3 separate regions of the Homo sapiens genome follow, and regions 2 and 3 are each linked to region 1. The links are chromatin loops, found by intact Hi-C in ENCODE. Cell type or tissue: endothelial cell of umbilical vein. All regions are shown on one strand.

What was found. A loop is a pair of places that touch in the nucleus more often than their neighbours do. Peaks named below come from ENCODE experiments on the same cell type or tissue, not always from the same donor. Only the 100,000 strongest peaks of a DNase experiment are listed, where the experiment ranks them.
Region 2: it touches region 1 in a loop (9-fold over the local background); 11 of 110 quality-filtered maps call a loop at or near these places.
Region 3: a loop joins it to region 1, with 4 times the contacts of the local background. A loop is called at or near these places in 12 of 110 quality-filtered maps.

What each region holds. Positions count from the first base shown.
Region 1 is chr12:89,018,523-89,021,022 of GRCh38, reverse strand. LINC02458 (long intergenic non-protein coding RNA 2458) reads left to right here and starts at 1,331. Exons shown (of 3, transcript NR_038385.1): 1 at 1,331-1,470. In endothelial cell of umbilical vein, a CTCF peak has its summit at 1,272 (motif pointing left); a DNase peak (open chromatin) is centred at 1,322; H3K4me3 peaks cover 207 bases.
Region 2 is chr12:88,110,125-88,112,624 of GRCh38, reverse strand. CEP290 (centrosomal protein 290) reads left to right here. Exons shown (of 54, transcript NM_025114.4): 21 at 767-931; 22 at 1,274-1,423. Among named protein-coding and RNA genes, the nearest start is that of CEP290, 31 kb to the left of the region's middle. In endothelial cell of umbilical vein, no CTCF peak of the experiment used is centred here; a DNase peak (open chromatin) is centred at 1,324; H3K27ac peaks cover 376 bases.
Region 3 is chr12:90,939,574-90,942,073 of GRCh38, reverse strand. It overlaps LINC00615 (long intergenic non-protein coding RNA 615), which reads right to left. Exons shown (of 5, transcript NR_038868.1): 3 at 1,714-1,925. Among named protein-coding and RNA genes, the nearest start is that of CCER1, 14 kb to the left of the region's middle. In endothelial cell of umbilical vein, a CTCF peak has its summit at 983 (motif pointing right); a DNase peak (open chromatin) is centred at 1,013.

The DNA.
Region 1 (2,500 bases):
CACCATGCCAGGCTAATTTTTTAGCATTTTAGTAGAGATAGGGTTACACCATGTTGTCTATGCTGGTCTTGAGCTCCTGAGCTCAGGCAATCCACCCATTCAGCCTCCCAAAGTGCTAAGATTACAGGCATTAGCCACCGTGCCGGGCCGGCTTTTTATGCAACTTGTCTTGACAACAAATTATCAATGTTCTCAAAATACACTTTGGGATTTTGCTTTTCAAAAGAGGCCAATGCCACCTCAATCACAGCTTTCAAACCTCCTAGCTCAAGGTTCAATGTCCTTTTCCTAGAGTCAGACAGTTGGCCCTGCCAGATTGCTGTGCACTGTCTCAGAGTATGATAGGACAATATTGGAGGTCCCAGATGTCTGCTCCTTCTGTCTCCAAGAGCCATCCTGGTCAACACCGTGTTGGCAGGTCAAAATATGTGCTGCTTGGCCATTTGCCCTTTTATGCATGATCCTGTAAATATCTGTAAGCCACCACTTACTTATCTACTCTCCCAATTATGAGCACCCAGGTTACCTCCAGTTGCTGGACACTACAAACCACACTGTCATCTTTGTGCATATATGCTTGCAAGCCTGTGTGAGGATTTATTTGAGATATATGCCCAGGAATGAAATGGCTGGATCATAGGTTATGTAGATACTTTATCTGCTTAAATAAGAACAGCAGCACCAATGTACACTTTCACATTACTCAACATCTTTACCTATGTGTCTCTGCATGCACAGGTATAAAGTCTGGAAAATTACAGTTTTGGCCTTACTCACACAACTTCCTGAAAATAATTTCTCAACCCTAGTCCCCATACATCATGAAAAGAGCCTTTCCTTATGACAATGTGGACTTGTGCTTCTTTGTCCCACCAGGTCCCTATCTATCTTTCTGCCTCCTCCCTATGCATGAAGCACCTCATCCTCAAATTTGGGGAGATCCTGTCCAATTTAAAAATTCTGCTACTCAATCATACTAAAATAGAAAGCTATGATTGATTTTGATGAGTATGACTATCTATTTGGGGTGGGAAGAAGAGATGAACATGGTTTGTTTTTTAGATGGTAAAAACAACTAAATAGAACACTAAGAGATGTGAGCAAGCACTAGAGTGGTGCCAAAATTGTTCTTCGCTCTGATCCCTCCGTTCAACAGATCTATAAAGCCCTTCCCAGTCTCTCTTCAGATGCCAGGGCTACGGGATTCCACTGGCTGTAGCACCTCATCGCCTGCTGTAGGCTCCATGACTCGTTTCCAGTCTGCCATCTTGTGGTCCTTCCTGTTGCTGCATTCATACTGGTTTACCGAGAGGGCAACAGTGGATTTAGTAGACTTCACGTAGCTTGCGTCGCTGCTCCTGTCTCCGTGTAACTCACAATAAAGAGATTTTGGCATCAACCGTGAGCTTAGGGGTAGAAGGGTATATGTTAGGAGGTGGGAGCAGAATCAATTCTTCAAATCTTAATGATGTAAGTCATAAAGATGTTTCCTCGAGCCACTGTTGATTCATTGTTAATGATTCATTGTTAATGATTCATTACTGCGTTTTCTGCAACACTAAGAAACCGTTGTTTCTACTAACTTTATAAAAAACATATAAGATAAAGAACAAGTGAAAATCCAGATTTTTTTAATGAGGTATGTATACCTTCGTGGAAAATTTGAAGACAGAGACAATGTTTTACTATTTTCATTTTTGCACCTACAGTTTCTAGCATAGGCTTGGCATCTTGTAAATATTCAATAAATGTTTGTTGAATGAGTGCGTTAATTGATTCTCCTACCAGTCTGAGCTATCAGTTATGTCTCTGTGGCTAGATGGACACCATGTCTTCCATCCCTGCCAAGAGTTCAACTGAATTCAAGTTTATAAATGGAAATGTGTGTGTATGAAGGAATTAAAACAATTCAGAAAATATAAAGTTTTAAAAACGACCTTTCCTAGACATAGTCATTGTTAATAACTGGGTATGTATCTTTCTAGACCTTTTCAATATTTCTATGTATTTACATATATAAATATACAAATCTATACACACATATAGATTTATTAAAACATAAAAGGGGTTTCTTTGGGAAATAGTTCTTGAATTTGCTTATTTTTCTTACAGTTAATACGTGTAGGAGATCATTCCATGTCCATATGTAGAAGTCTATAGCATTCTGTTTGGCAGATGGATAGCATTACATAGTATAAATGTCTCATAATGTTAAAATCATTTCCCCTTTAGTGGAAATCTTTGTTCTTACAATGTTTTCCTGTACAATTCTTGGCCATGAAACTTGGTACACAAATGTGTCTTTCTGTAGGTCAGTGTCCATGAAGTGGGGTTGCTGGTCAAAGTATATATTGTATTTAAAATTTTTCACGAATACTCCTAAATTTATTATGAATTGATACAAAGGCCTTGTCTCACGAATTAAGATTAATAAGAAATACGGAAATCATTATTACTTTTTAATTTTTAGGGATGTATTTGACATGATCCTAAATAATGT
Region 2 (2,500 bases), 910 kb after region 1:
TTTAACAGTTTTTTCCATACAGTTCATCTAAAGTCCAAATATATTTATTAGATGTGTGCATTGTGTGTATATACTTAGATATGCCACTGTTGGAGATTTCGGGCCAGTGATGCCACTCTGATAATATTTTAATATTTGACATATTATTTTTGCTTACTCATTATTCTTAGATAATATCATGTTATGATACCTTGCCTTTATTTTTATTTATGCTTCAACTATGTGGAGAGGAAGCACTGAAAAATTCACTTAATTGAATGTTGTATTGATCAATTGTTCAATATTGTATTCCATTCCTTTGCGCATGCTTTGAATGCAGGTGCTATATAATTTCAGAGAAAAATACCTCATTTTGACTGTACAAAAACCCCATGTAGGGAGCAGAGCTCACATTGTTTTCCCCTTTTAGAGACAAGAAAACTAAGATACAGAGAATTTAAGTCACTTGCCCAGCTGTTAAGTGACTGATTAAAATTTGAACCCTGGTCATCTTATTCCCGTCTGGTTGTTTTTCTAGTCTACCAGTCTATTAAGATTAGCTAGGTGTTTTTTAATTGTTTTAATGAAGTAATTACTATGCTTGGTAATGTAAATGAAAGTTTTATAGATTCATAAATAAGAATTTGAATTGGCATACTTTATTATCATGCTTGGCAATGAAAATAGGAAAATGCTTAAATGTCCATTTTATTTAAAGACAGACTGTTTTTTACTATGATTTTACTGTTTTTCTCCACATTTCTAATATATAATATAAATTTGCTAGGCTATAGAATCAAAGAATGCAGAAGGAATCTTTGATGCGAGTCTGCATTTGAAAGCCCAAGTTGATCAGCTTACCGGAAGAAATGAAGAATTAAGACAGGAGCTCAGGGAATCTCGGAAAGAGGCTATAAATTATTCACAGCAGTTGGCAAAAGCTAATTTAAAGGTGAGAATTTTATTAAATAAAAGAAAATGCTAAACATAAGAATGTAGATTTAATAGGAAATTTTTAATTTTTTAAAAAGAATGCTTTATGAGAAAATGCCCCTTGAATTAATTCTTTCAATATTAAGAAACTGGATTTCTCTTATAAAATTATAAGTGGAAAATAAGTGCCTTATAAGATTGAAAAGAATACAAAAATTCTAAATCTCATACCTAGGCATTTCTAAGCAGAAACTGAAGTATGGTTGAGGTAAAATTCCTGGCAGGGCATTCACATATCTGTCAATTTGTCTTTCTTTGGGTGTAAGAGTTGTGATTCTCATTGCTGGATTTTTTTTTCCAGATAGACCATCTTGAAAAAGAAACTAGTCTTTTACGACAATCAGAAGGATCAAATGTTGTTTTTAAAGGAATTGACTTACCTGATGGGATAGCACCATCTAGTGCCAGTATCATTAATTCTCAGAATGAATATTTAATACATTTGTTACAGGTATTGAAAATTTTGTTACAGGTATTGAAAATTTTACATGTGAATAACAAAAATCATTGGTAGTATGTTTCTTTATGTTTTTATTTTTATTTTACTTTATTTTAATTTTTCCATCACCAAAGCATGCAGATAGTACTTTTCTCAATATTTAGTCTTCATGTATTCCTGAGTTCTCAAAATAGTAACAGTGAAATATATTTTTTATGGATTTTGATGTTAGATGGATTATAAATAAAAGCAATTTATACCATTCATTCCATTCATCTGCATGAGCAGCATGTTCATACATCTTGTTCGCACACCTGTCATTCATGTGAAATATATGGTTCACAAGCAGAACAACAAGCAGCTATTATAAAGCAGTGTTAAGTAAATGAGCACTTTTATTTCTTGCTGGGTGGAAAACAAAAGAATAAAGTCTGTCAAGGCTTTTTAGTGTCATGATAGAATTGTTCCCCTTTTTGCATTCACAAGTAAAAACTACTTTTTTTTTGAGACAGAGCCTCACTCTGTCACTCAGGCTGGAGTGCAGTTGCGCTATCTTGGCTCACTGCAACTTCCACCTCCTGAGTTTAAGTGATTCTCATGCCTCAGCCTCCTGAGTAGCTGGGACTACAGGCATGCATCCCTGGCTAATTTTTGTATTTTTTTTTAGTAGAGATGGTGTGTCGTCATATTGGCCAGGCTGGTCTCAAACTCCTGGTCTCAAGTGATTCGCCTGCCTTGGCCTCCCAAGGTGCTAGGGTTACAGACGTGAGCCACTGCACACAGCCATAAGCAAAAACTTCTAAACCAAATTATTCTTCATCTTTGTCTTCCCTTTACGCAATAAAATGTTAATCTACCACCAAAGAGGAAAGGGTACTCTACTATACTACCTGCCCTGGGTTTCTCAGTTTTGCTGTCTATATAATGGTCGTTATGAATGTCCTAATGACAGATCCTTTTCATTATTTTATTTGAAATTTGACTATCTATAACATCACATACATTATAAATATAATTACAAATATATGTTCAGAATCAATGAAAATATATTTTTGATTATATGGGCCACTATTTCTCTCTGCTAGGTGA
Region 3 (2,500 bases), 1.9 Mb before region 1:
ACAGTTTGACAACTGTTCTAATAATTGTAAACACAGCATACATAAAACTTTTTCAAATAATCCCTTAAGTTTTTCCCTATTAGACTCTTGCCTACTTTATAATCTTGATGCATTAAAATTTATGATCCAAAAGTATCTAATTAACCAAAAATTATCTTCAGAGCATGTGATTTAATTTAAAATTATACTTTGACTTTTTAGAAAGTTGATTTTGAAATTAGTAGCTTGTTTTTATAAAACAAAACATAAATTTTTCATGGCTGCTAAAGTATCCATTTCAACTTAAAGATATGTTGCATTCTTTCAAGTTCCCATATCTGCAACATAGCATGTAAAGATTATAACGTGGATCATATTTTATGTTAAATGTGCTTACAGAAAATGCAGTGATTCTCTAAGACATTTATCAAAAACATCAGAAATTCAAGTACAGTAAAATAACCCATTTTTACTTGAATGAACCAACTAAATTATTTCCCACTTTACTTGCCCTCATTTGGAGATCTTGTTATAAATTCTCAGAAACAAATAAATGAGTTTAAGGAGAAACATCTTTGTTAATTTCTGAGGCTTAATTGAGATAGAAATTCTTTTACATGTAAGAATCTTAACAATTGTACTAATTAAAACTATTATTTTTAATTGTAAAAATTGTCAAAAATATAAGTTTTATACTCATAATCAGATGGATATCTATTTTGTAAAAAATTCTATATTCAAAAATCTCTCTGGATATGGAGAAAGTCATTAAAATCAAGCCCTAATGAATAAACAAAAGCTACATGCAGTTCTGTGTTAGAAATAACAATAAAATTGTGCACAAGCACACTTTCTAGGTCTACAGGGTAGTCTATTTTTCCTAGGTGGCCCACCACATTTGCTGAAATATGACACAGTTTTGCATATTTTTTTCCTTAAATACATACGCCATTAGATATTACGCAGCATATGTGGTGCATTGCAGATGTTGCATTAACTCTTGTTAATTTCCCCTAGGTGGCGATCTTTTCAAAGAAGCTGTACAGGCTCTTCCATGTAAGAAAATTGAGTTAATATAAATGTATATATACCCCACTCTAGCTATTAATAATACTACCTTCATCTACACAGAAGGGAAATACAATTTTTTGGTGGGGACACAATATAAATTTAAAGCCTCTTCTCAAAAACCTTACAAAACTGGATATATAGATATTATCTACTTTAAGAACTTAAATGTCTGTTGGAGAAAAGATATTTCAAAAATGTTAGTTCTGGGATATTGGTTAATTATGGATGTAGCATGATAAATCATACTAAAATTTTAGTTTCTGGACTCATTGCTTACAGCTTTTTTTCCTAAAACTCCAACATTGTTGTTTAATGAAATAACAATGGGTTTCATCCACCTCTTTAGAGTTATAATTGTTGTTGCTGTTTTTCATGCTGTTCATAGCTGCTCTTTTGTGACAGCTCCTTTAGGTGGGGTACCCCACTGGTGAATGAAACAGGTGACTAGGCAAGGTTAAGCCCGCTTACATCTTAGCCCATTCCGTAATATATTGAAAGACAGGAGGAGACATTAAAATAGAAAAACAGACTACTTAGATGTAGATAAATGATATGGAGCAGAAAATATTCTAAAATTCAGAAGAAAAAGACCTTTCTTCCTATTCAAGGAGTCTACTTACTTCTATATTTATATAGAACATATAAACCTTCTGAGACACTCACCTATACACACTTGACATTTGTATATATAAACTTAGCCTTCCTCTGCTTTGGAACATCACCTCTTGCTTTTGCTTCATTTGTTATTTTAAATTTTCCCTTGCTCCACCCTAAGGCTTTAACTGTCAAGAGATGTGAGGCTGGCAGTGATGACGCATGACTGCAGCTTCCTTCTCCTAAATGCAGCCACAGAGCAATCAAAGCATCCCATAAGCCTTCAAAAAAAAAAAAGGGTATAGAATTAAAATAACGATATTTGCTATTTGCAAAGAAACTTTATATTAATTATGTACTTTGACATTTGCAACAGCCCTGAGCAGTCAAAAAGCAGGAATCATCATCATCCCCATTTTACAGATAAACCTGAGAAGAATTAAGGTCTTTCATTAGAGTTAAAAAGTTGGCCACTGGAAACCCAAGACTCAAAGAATTTTCTGATTCCTTTGTAAGTTCACTAATGTTTTGGCTGTAACCAGCTCTTCACAATTAGACTCATACTATGTCTCCACTGCCTTCCCTTGGCTTCGTCCTGCTCACAAATAACATGAGTTTACTCCTGTATTCACTATGAGGAGTGGTTTCAAATTTGAAGTGAAGTGTCTAAATAGCCCCTGGGAAAGGATTTATTGAAGCAACTTATAAGAACCTCTCAACTCTATGTTTGGTACCCTGAGCAGAGGCCATGGGCAATAGAATTAAGCACTGGAGTTCAGTGTACTTACTAAAATTTTGGCCAGAGTTCCATTTGGATCTTTGACAGACTAACTTCCTGTATCTTGCAAACTTACCC